Regions from separate parts of the Mus musculus genome. Here region 2 is linked to region 1. The links are chromatin loops, found by intact Hi-C in ENCODE. Cell type or tissue: gastrocnemius. All regions are shown on one strand.

Region 1 (5,000 bases):
AGGGCTGGCACCACAGGCCTGAGAGCAAGAGAGCAGACCCAGCCCAGAGGCAGCCACAGTACTCAGGGGCCCAAACAGTGCAGGAGTTTGGGGATAGCTATCTCCTAGGATGCTGACCCCATGATAGAGCTGGCCCTACCATTAGTGTCCTTGTGGTAGTGTGAAAGAGAGAGAGGTATGTCTTCCATACTTAGCCCACACCATCTGCAGCAGGTAAGAGACCTGGCCCTGGGGTCATGGGAGCAGGAGAGCTGGCCCTGTCCTTTGCTGACTGCAGGACTTGGAAGAGCAATCCCTGCACCTCACCTGGCTAGCACAGCAGAGATGGACTGAGATGTGGGAATTGTGGGTGAGATGGCCCAGAGGGCATGAGTGTGGCTGCCTCTTGTCTGCTGTGCCTTGGCACGGCAAGGGAGAGACCCCTTCCCTTGTATTTGCCCTCACCATGGAGGCAGGAGGAGAGTTGGCTCCAAGAGGTCATGAGAGCAGGAGAGCTGGCCCTGCCCCTCACCCGGGCAGCACAGTAGAGCTGACCCTGATGGCAGGGCTACAGGGGAGCTGGCCCTGAGGATGTGCACATGGGAGAGCTAGCCCTGCCTCTCGTCTGTTATGCAGCAGTGACTACCACCCTAGTCCCTAGCCACCTAAAGCAGGCAAGAGAGCTCTGGGCTCATGAGAGAGGGAGAACTGTCTCTGCCTCTCCCAACCCTCCCACCTGCTGCTTGTCTGCTGGGCACTGGTAAGTAAGAGGCAGAGACACACACTCTGCCCCTCCGTCACCATCTGTGGCAGACAAGAAAGCTGGTCACAGGATTCTGAGTGGGAGAACTGGCCATGTCCCTAACTGGCTGCAGCACTCAGGGGCAGTCCCTGCACCTCACCTGGGCAGCAGGGTAGAGCTGGCACTGGTTGTGGGGGTTGAGGGTGAACTGGCCACATGGGCATGGATGCATGAGAGCCAGGAGGCTGACTGTCTCTGAGCCTCTCAGGCCCAGATGCAGGCTTTCAGTTGGTTCACCCCATCTATCCTATCAGTGAACTGCTGGAGTGCACTAAGAGGCTGGTTCTACAGACCCAATACTACAGGATTTCCATGACTCAGGGAAAGACCAGCATATCCAAGAAGAGTTCCAGTGACGTTCCATTATTGAGTAGCACAAGTCAGAGGCTCCATACTGGACGAACAAGTCATTGCAATGAACATTTACAAGCAAAGAAGTGTGGACAAAAAAGAATATTATGGGCACACTGATGCACTACAGCTCCCAAGAGATGTTTTTTCTGTATTGCTGGGAAAGGATGCAAGAGTGGAGGACAGGTACAAGGGGAAGGGGAGATGAGTGGGATTGGGGTAGATGATGTGAATGAAGTTCACAAAAAAAAACAATAAAAATTTAAAAATCTAAATAAAGAAAACACAACATAACAAAAAAAACGCCATTTAAACAATGGGATTTTATTTCCATTATAGAAGACATTACCATGATTAAGGGGTGCAGAAGGTTAACATTAGAAGAACTGATCCAGGCGGCCTTCCTTTCTCCTCAGTGCAGGGCCATCTGCCTTGGCTTCTCGGAGGTGCCTGGTCCCATGCTGCATGGAAGTGAGACATCCAGGTGACCCACAGGGCTGACAAAGCTGGGATCTCATTGCCAGGCCACCAATTGGAAACTACTCAGTAGTAATGAGACTCCCCCAATGTGGGAAGCCGCCCTCACATTCGCCGTTGCAAGATGGCGCTGACATCCTGTGTTCTAAGTGGTAAACAAATAATCTGCGCATGTGCCAAGGGTAGTTCTCCACCCCATGTGCTCTGCCCTCCCCGTGATGACAACTCGGCCGATGGGCTGCAGCCAATCAGGGAGTGACACGTCCTAGGCGGAGGATAATTCTCCTTAAAAAGGGATGGGGTTTCGCCATTCTCTCTCTTGCTCTGGCTCTTGCTCTCTTGCACTCTTGCACTCTTGCGCTCTTGCGCTCTGGCTCCTAAAGATGTAAGCAATAGAGCTCTTGCTCTCTTGCTCTCTGGCTCCTGAAGATGTAAGCAATAAAGCTTTGCCGCAGAAGATTCCGGTTTGTTGCGTTCTTCCTGGCCGGTCGCGAGAACGCGTGTAAGACCCCAAACCATCCAGCATCCATGGAAGAACTTCCTGGAGTTCTCAGCATTATCACCCTGCCTGAGTCTTCTAAGTCTTACCCACCAGGATGCTCCTGCAGAAAGGAGGTCAGGCCTTGCAAAGGGCCACCTGGGGCTTAAGTCGACTGTGGACTTCTTCATCAGTATATTTAGTATGCATGCATGTGCACTCTCACATGATATATTTAACTTGTGTTCTTGTCCATGTGTGTCCTTGTGCACATGCACATGTGTGCTCAACTTTATATGTGCATTGTTCACATCTACACATGTACAAATGTCAATTCACAGATGCTGAACACCTGGACTTTTAGACACAGGCATCCGAAAGGCCATTGAACTTGAAATGCACCTGGCACACGCCTTTAACCAGGAGGAAGAGGAGGGGATGGGTCTTAGTGAGTTCTGGGCCAGCCTGGTCTACAGAGTGAGTTACAGGATAGTCAGAGCTCAATATAGAAACACTGTCTCAAAAAAAAAACATGAAAAAAGGGAAGTGTATATGTCTCCATCTTCAAGTGCTGAGTCTTCTCTGCACTCTGGGGAATAAACTCAGATCTCACATGGGAAGCAGGCACTGTAAGCACAGAAAAGGTCATTATGCCAGCCTTCTTGTGCTTCTAAATCTCTCCCACTCTTGACTTGCAGCCCAGCCAACTCTCATTGAGGACCCGAGGACCAGGAACAGCAAGGTGTCTATGCGACTTCTTCCAGGGACCTTTCCCTGGGCAGCCCAAGTATGAATGGTATTTTGTTCCTTTATTATGGCGTGCATAGAAAAAAGGAAGGACAGGGTGTTGCTACAGAGCGGCCAGAAGGGGGCAGGATAACATCAGTTTATAACTACTGCAGAGCCAAAAGATTGGAACTTGAGAGGGGTGCCCTCTGATGGTTGGCTTCCCAGTCCGCCCTAGCTAAGAACTGCCTAGTCCTACCACTTGAACTTTCTGAAACAAAGAGGAGCTAGCCGCTAGCCTGCTTGCCTGTAATTCCGATGGACTCTAGCTCACCTCAGACTAAAAATGGATCAAAGCAATCTCTATGTCTTTCTCTCCTGTCCTCCTCAGACATCTCCAGAGAGCTGGGATATTTTTCTTTCCCATTTGAGATTATGAAGTTGTTTCTAGAGTGCATGACACAGGTTGAAGGATAAGTACACAGGTCCCAAGGAACCAAGCGTTTTCACTGACAGTGATGAGTCTTGTTCGTGAGATTGTTGTGATTCTCAGCCTTTCTCTTCCCCTGTGTGTGCTCTTCATTTTCTGGTTCTGTCTGCCTAGCACCTCCTGGGGAAGCTGCTGTGCTTTTCCAGAGAAGGCTTCTGTTAATCAGAGTGCAAAGGGACCACAAGCTCTACGCAGGCAAGGACTTCATCCAAGACTGTCACTGGTCTCTAACTGGTATGTCCTGTATGGATAAAGACAAACCAACCCTGGAGGGGGAAGCTGATCCTGGAACAGGGTGGAAATTGAGAAAGGGGCTGAACTTATGGGAGTGGCGTTCAAGGGGAACTTAGAAGCACTAGGAAGGGGACTGGGATTTCCTGCTGAGCCATGGCTCCCTGGCTATTCGTCACTTTTTTCACCCAAACACGAGTGGATGCTGGCCTGAACTTCCACTGTCCAAAGCCAAGGATAGGCTCCGCCCCACGCTGGTTAGGTAGCAGCCCATGAAGTTGAGCTCCAGACAAAGAGTGTGGCAGGCTGGGAAGCGCTGTGTGCGTGCTGACCGGGGCCTCCTGGGGCTTTTGTCCCGCCCTGGCCCCGCAGCTAGCCCGGTTGCAGTTACCGGGTTCGGTGATGCTCCTAAACGCACGCTGTGAGTTCGTGCTGTGGCAACTGAAGGAGGAGCTGGGCTCGCAGCAGCCGGGCCTGCACCCGCTCCACACACCACTCTGGCAGCTGCGGGCACCGAGGCCGGCATGCAGCGGTTGCCTCTGAGCGCGATGCTGAGCTCCCGAGGCCCGAGGGGCTGCAGCGCCTGCTGCTCATCAACAACGCAGGTGAGACTCCGGTCCAGACCCCGGCTGCGAGCTCTCACCTCATCGCCTTTTGGGTAAGAGGAGGGCAAGTTCGCAAAAGTCCAAAGTCCAAGAGGGTGTACCAGTGTCACTGATGAGTGACAGTGCCTCCTGGCGGGTGTGTGAGTCAAGACTTTTTGAACAAATCTCTCTGCTTTACTAAAGAGCATTCAGGAGTAGTCTTAGCTTGCATTAGGGGTGTCTGCAGAGCTGGGGCAGAGGGATAGCAAACGCCTATGGGGAGGAACTGAGGAAGGCTGAGGAAGAAGAGCGCCCCAGTTGTGCCATTTCTTTGGTCCTGTTTTTTTTTTGTTGTTGTTGTTTGTTTTTGTTTTTGTTTTTCAGCCACTCTTGGGGATGTTTCCAAAGGCTTCCTCAACGTGAATGACCTAGCTGAGGTGAACAACTACTGGGCTCTGAACCTGACCTCCATGTTCTGTTTGACCTCCGGCACCTTGAATGCCTTCCGGGATAGCCCTGGCCTGAGCAAGACTGTGGTTAACATCTCATCTCTGTGTGCCCTGCAGCCCTACAAGGGCTGGGGTCTGTACTGTGCGGGGAAGGCTGCCCGAGACATGCTCTACCAGGTCCTGGCTGCTGAGGAACTGAGTGTGCGGGTGCTGAGCTATGCTCCAGGTAGGTGGGTGCTCCTGACAGTGCTGTCCCTAGACTTAGCTGGTACCTTTCTGCCACACCACCTCCAATAGGATCTGTGTGACAAGTGCCACAGAGTGAGGAGATTGACCTCAAAATGGGGAGGCCTCCTGGAAGCCATTATGGAACTCTTTGCCGGAGAAAAAATTATTGAGCTGTAGTTCTCATGGTGATCTATCTGTTTTGTTT
Region 2 (5,000 bases), 240 kb after region 1:
GAAAAAGAAAAACGAATTATGACATCTTGGCCTCAGATCCTAAAATAGAGTTGGGTGATTTTTTCATGGGATTCTCCATCAAGGAGATCCAATTCTAGTTAAAGCTGAAGTGCCCTCAGCAAGAATACAGGACGGAGGAACCTCCCTGTGCACTATCTTTCCCTGTACCATCATGCCTGGCTTTTTGTTGTGGTAAGATTTGTGTATGAGTGTTTGCCTGAATGTATTCTCACCATGTGTGTGCAGTGCTTTGAAGAAGCCAGAAGAGGGCACCAGATCCCCTGGGACTGGAGTTACAGAGGGTTGTAAGCTATCATGGGGCTACTGGGAATTGAACCCTGGTCCTCTAGAGGAGCCAGCTCTCTAGCCTTGGTAATTTTTGTTGAAATTAAGACATGCAGATGGGTGTGGTGGCACACACCTTTAATCCCAGCACTCAGGAGGCAGAGGCAGGCGGATTTCTGAGTTCAAGGCCAGCCTGGTCTACAAAGTGAGTTCTAGGACAGCCAGGGCTATACAGAGAAACTCTATCACGAAAAACAAAACAAACACACAAAAAAATTAAGACATGCAGGGTTCATATTTAAACAAAGACAGAGTCAGCTTTCCACCATTGTGTTTCTATCTTGAGGCCCTTATAAAGCTGTACTGTAAATGTTTAGGGGGCAGTTTTCAGTCAGGTATCCAAGTAGATACCATCATTGTCTTAATGTGCCCGAGGTGCAGATGTGTGGCAGAGACCCTTATTAGCCAAGGACTTCCAGGAGCCAGTGCACAGAGAAGGCCTTCAGTCAGATCTGACAGAAGCTGAGGACTTCCAGGAGGAGGGGGGTAGCTTTGGTGCAGGTGTGGCAGTTAGGATGGAGCCTGGAGGAGGCGAAGAGCACACAGCGCACAGCGCACAGCGCACAGCGCACAGCGCACAGCGCACAGCACACAGCACACAGCGTACTTGGTGAGGCCCAGAGTCACAGAGAGGATAGGTCTGGTTCAGAGGTCAGGGATGAAAAGCCTGGCTAGGGTTGAGGGGGCAGGTCTGGGGGCAGCAGTTGGGATACCAGGGCAGTGGGTGCCTCACCAGGCATGGTTTATCATCCCCATCGAAAGCCACCTGCCACTTTCTCAGGTCCAGCACCAGCCAGTTGCGTGCCCCAGGGAGCGTGGGAATGGAACCCAGCTTCACTTACTCTGCGGTTAACGGACCTGTCCCACACTCCTCTGCACGTCCAGAACAGAGAGCAGGGTAGGAACCGCTCCAAGTGCTGTCTGTCTGCTGGGCTTAGCTCTGGATTCACCTCAGTTTTGTTTTGTTTTTCTTTTTATTTTTTTAATATTTATTTATTTATTCTATGTAAGTACACTGTAGCTGTCCTCAGACACTCCAGAAGAGGGAGTCAGATCTCCTTACAGATGGTTGTGAGCCACCATGTGGTTGCTGGGATTTGAACTCAGGACCTTCGGAAGAGCAGTTGGGTGCTCTTACCTGCTGAGCCATCTCACCAGCCCTTTGTTTTTCTTTTTAAAACATTTCCTCAAGGGAAAGAGCTATCATTATTACCTAAGTTCGTTTGTAATTGAGGAATCAGACACTGAGTGGTTAAGGAACTTGCCTAAGGCCACATAGTTGCTGAAGATATGAGTTTTGAAACTAGGTACCCTCTGCTTCCATATCATTCCTCTACACCAGTGGGAGAGATCCAGACCCTCTCGGAATTACTGAGTTCTTTTTACCTCAATCCCCATCCCCATTCTATTTGGATACAATAAAGCGTCTCATTTCAAGAGCCAATTGGACTTGTAGAGTGGAGAGGTCAGCAGTAGGTTAAATTTTGGTTCCTAAATGGTTTAAAAGATAAACTTCCCAGGGCATCATGAGATACTTGTAAACTGTAATCCCAGACTAGGGGAGGCTGAGCCAGTCTGGGCTTCCAAGCCATACCCTATCTTAAGTCACACTTATCATCATCACCCCTCCCACCCACCCCACCCCTCTCCATCATCACCCACCTACCCCCACCTCCTCACCTCCCATCCACCCTGTCATCTGAGCTGAACCTGTAATAGGGGCAAGTGTATCGAGGCTGCCACCCAGTGGTTGAGTCCTGAAGGACAGCTCCCTGCTTCTTTGGGGACTTGGACAGAAACAATTGGATCTATTTATAAGATTACAATCTGCCAGGTAGTGGTAGCACATGCCTTTAATCCCAGCACTTGGGAGGCAGAGGCAGGTGGATTTCTGAGTTCAAGGCCAGCCTGGTCTACAGAGTGAGTTCCAGGACAGCCAGGGCTACACAGAGAAACCCTGTCGAGAGAGAGAAGAGGAGAGGAGAGGAGAGGAGAGGAGAGGAGAGGAGAGGAGAGGAGAGGAGAGGAGAGGAGAGGAGAGGAGAGGAGAGGAGAGGAGAGGAGCCCCTGCCCAGGAAATGGTCCTTCCCATCATTAAGATGGAGCATCCCACATTGATTAATGCAATCAAGACCCCCCCCCACCAACCCCCAGCATACCCAGAAGCCCATCCTCTAAGTGACGCTAAATCAGCAATTCTCAACCTTCCTAACACTGAGACACTTTAATACAATTCACTATATTGTGGTGACCCTCAACCATAAAATTGTTCTTGTTGCTACTTCATAGCAGTAATTTTGCTACGGTTATGAATCACAATCTAAATATCTGTGCTTTCCAGTGGTCTTAGGAGAGCCCTGTGAAAGGGCTGTTTTACCCCCACCTTGGGGTCTCAAGTGCCAGGCTGAGAAAAGCTGTCGTGGGTTCTGCCAGTTAATACCATGTGATTGTATAGCCAAGGCTGATCTTGGACTTCTCCTCTCCTGTCTTTACTTCCCAACAGCTGGAATCACAGATGTTAGTCATGCCAGGAAAAATGTGTTTTAAGGGGAAAATTAGAAATGAGAGCGACTGAGGACTGAAGACATAACTCATGGGTTAAGTGTACCTATTACAGCTCTTGTAGGGGACCCCAGCACCCACATGGCCATTCACAACCATCCACAAGTCCAGTTCCAGGGGACCTGACATCCTCTTCTGGCTTCCACCAGGCATGCATGTGGGTCACAGACATACATTCAGGCAAAGCACTCAAACACATAAAAAAAAGTAAAGAAATAAAAAGTTTGTTTAAAGAAAGAAGTGATAGAAATGTCCATGGTGACTCATACCTGTAATCCCAGAATTCAGGAGCTAGAGATGGGCCAGTCTGGGGTACACGAAACCCTGTCTCAGAAACAGGAAAAAACAAAAACAAAATGCCAGGGCCCTGGTCTGTCTGTACTGGATGAAAACATCCTTTTGTGGGCCGTTGGATGCTTGGCTGCAGTGTACATGTGTATAATGGGAACTTATTTTGAGTTGAAATAAATATTGAAAAATGCAGATTCAAAAACCTTAACTCCCCCAAGCTAAGGATCTATTTATTTGTTTATTTTATGTGCACAATTGGTTTTGCTTATATTTATTATGTGTGCTGTGTGCATGCAGTGCCCCTGGAAGCCAAAAGAGGTTGTCAGATCCCCTGGAACTGGACTTAGGGTTGTGAGTTGTCCTGTGGGTTCTGGGAACTGAATCCGGGTCCTTGCAGGGCCACCTAGTGTTTATTCAGAGACACCTCTCCATGGCTCTAAGTTGCCATCTTCCATTCTGTCTTTTCAGGAATTCTTCACTGCTGTTTTTAAAGGTTAGTTTTGTGTGTTTTTAATTTTTTTCATGACGTTAATGTATCTGTGTATATGCATGAATTCATGCCTGCCACAGTGTGTGTGTGTGTGTGTGTGTGTGTGTGTGTGTGTGTGTAAGCCAGACAACAGCTTCCAGGAGCCAAGTCTCTCCTCCCGTCATAAAGGTTCCAGGGATTGAACTCGGGTCACAGGGCAGCAGGTACTTTACCTGCCAGGCATCTCTGCAGCCCAGCCTTTTTTCCTCCTCCACTTTACAGTCTCTTAGGGATGCTTTTCTTGTCCACACATAAATGGTCTTATTCTTTCTTTGTTTTGTTTTTTGTTTTTTGTTTTTTGTTTTTTTGTTTTTTTGTTTTTTGTTTTTGTTTTTGTTTTGTTTTTTTTTTGAAGCAGGGTCTCATGTAGCTCAGGCGGACTTCGAACTTCATATTTAGCCAAGGAAAAGTTTGAGCTCCTAAGTCTCCTGCTTCCATTTCCCCTTCTACTGGGGCTATAGCCCTGTGCCACCCATGGTCAGCAATCCGTTCTTTTTGAGGGCTGAGTGATATTCCACAGTATGAATGATCCACATCATTGAGCTTATCCCTATAGACTCCTTGTCTGATTTGCCTGGCAGGGAGAGTGCCCCTGCTCCTACACCACATGTAGAAAGAAGTTCCTTTTCCTTTCCCTGTAGTGGGGTATGGGAAAGATGAAGGTGGGGGATGGTAAAACAGAAGCCAATGGAAAAGCTCTAGAAGGTTCCATCACCTCTTGGTGGCTCTCTGCTCCCTTATCGAATGCCCCCACTATCCTTCCTTTGCCCACTGAACTCCCAAGAGCTGGGAAACCTCCCAGCTCCTCCCAGCAGCGTCTCCTCCTGGCCTAGGCCAGGCCCTGAGCTGGCAGCAGCCTCCGCCTGGCAGGAGGGCCCCTCCAGGAAGGGGAGCCTGAGCCCAGAATGCTTAGCAACACTCTGAGTTAATTATTTAATTGGGTGAAACACCCATTAGGGAGGATTCTCACTTCTCAGACAGCCTGTGAGTAAACATGTCGAGAAGAGTGAGGTGTCCGTGAAAGCTGTCACTCACCCTGGCTCCTCCCCCACCCCACATTCTCCAGCTGAGGAGGAGACCCTGGAGGATTCTGCCCAGATGTTTCTGCAGGCAGGACCAGGCTAGGCTGGCCAGAGAGGCCTCTGAAACAAACAAACTGTGGCCTCTAGAGGTGGGAGGCTGTGGCTAGGGAGCTGCAGCCAGCCTTGTAGCAGGAGGTAAGAAGCTCTCAGGAATGCCTCTTCAGTCAGGTAGCTGAGATGAAGAGGATGAG

The links. A loop is a pair of places that touch in the nucleus more often than their neighbours do. Peaks named below come from ENCODE experiments on the same cell type or tissue, not always from the same donor. Only the 100,000 strongest peaks of a DNase experiment are listed, where the experiment ranks them.
Region 2: it touches region 1 in a loop (6-fold over the local background); 25 of 42 quality-filtered maps call a loop at or near these places.

Annotation. Positions count from the first base shown.
Region 1 is chr6:85,151,177-85,156,176 of GRCm38, forward strand. It overlaps the pseudogene Spr-ps1. Among named protein-coding and RNA genes, the nearest start is that of Gm33200, 12 kb to the right of the region's middle. In gastrocnemius, CTCF peaks have their summits at 2,953 (motif pointing right) and 4,280; DNase peaks (open chromatin) are centred at 2,987, 3,882 and 4,189; H3K4me3 peaks cover 842 bases; H3K27ac peaks cover 599 bases.
Region 2 is chr6:85,395,290-85,400,289 of GRCm38, forward strand. No RefSeq gene overlaps it. Among named protein-coding and RNA genes, the nearest start is that of 4933423K11Rik, 23 kb to the left of the region's middle. In gastrocnemius, a CTCF peak has its summit at 2,100 (motif pointing left); DNase peaks (open chromatin) are centred at 2,093 and 4,612.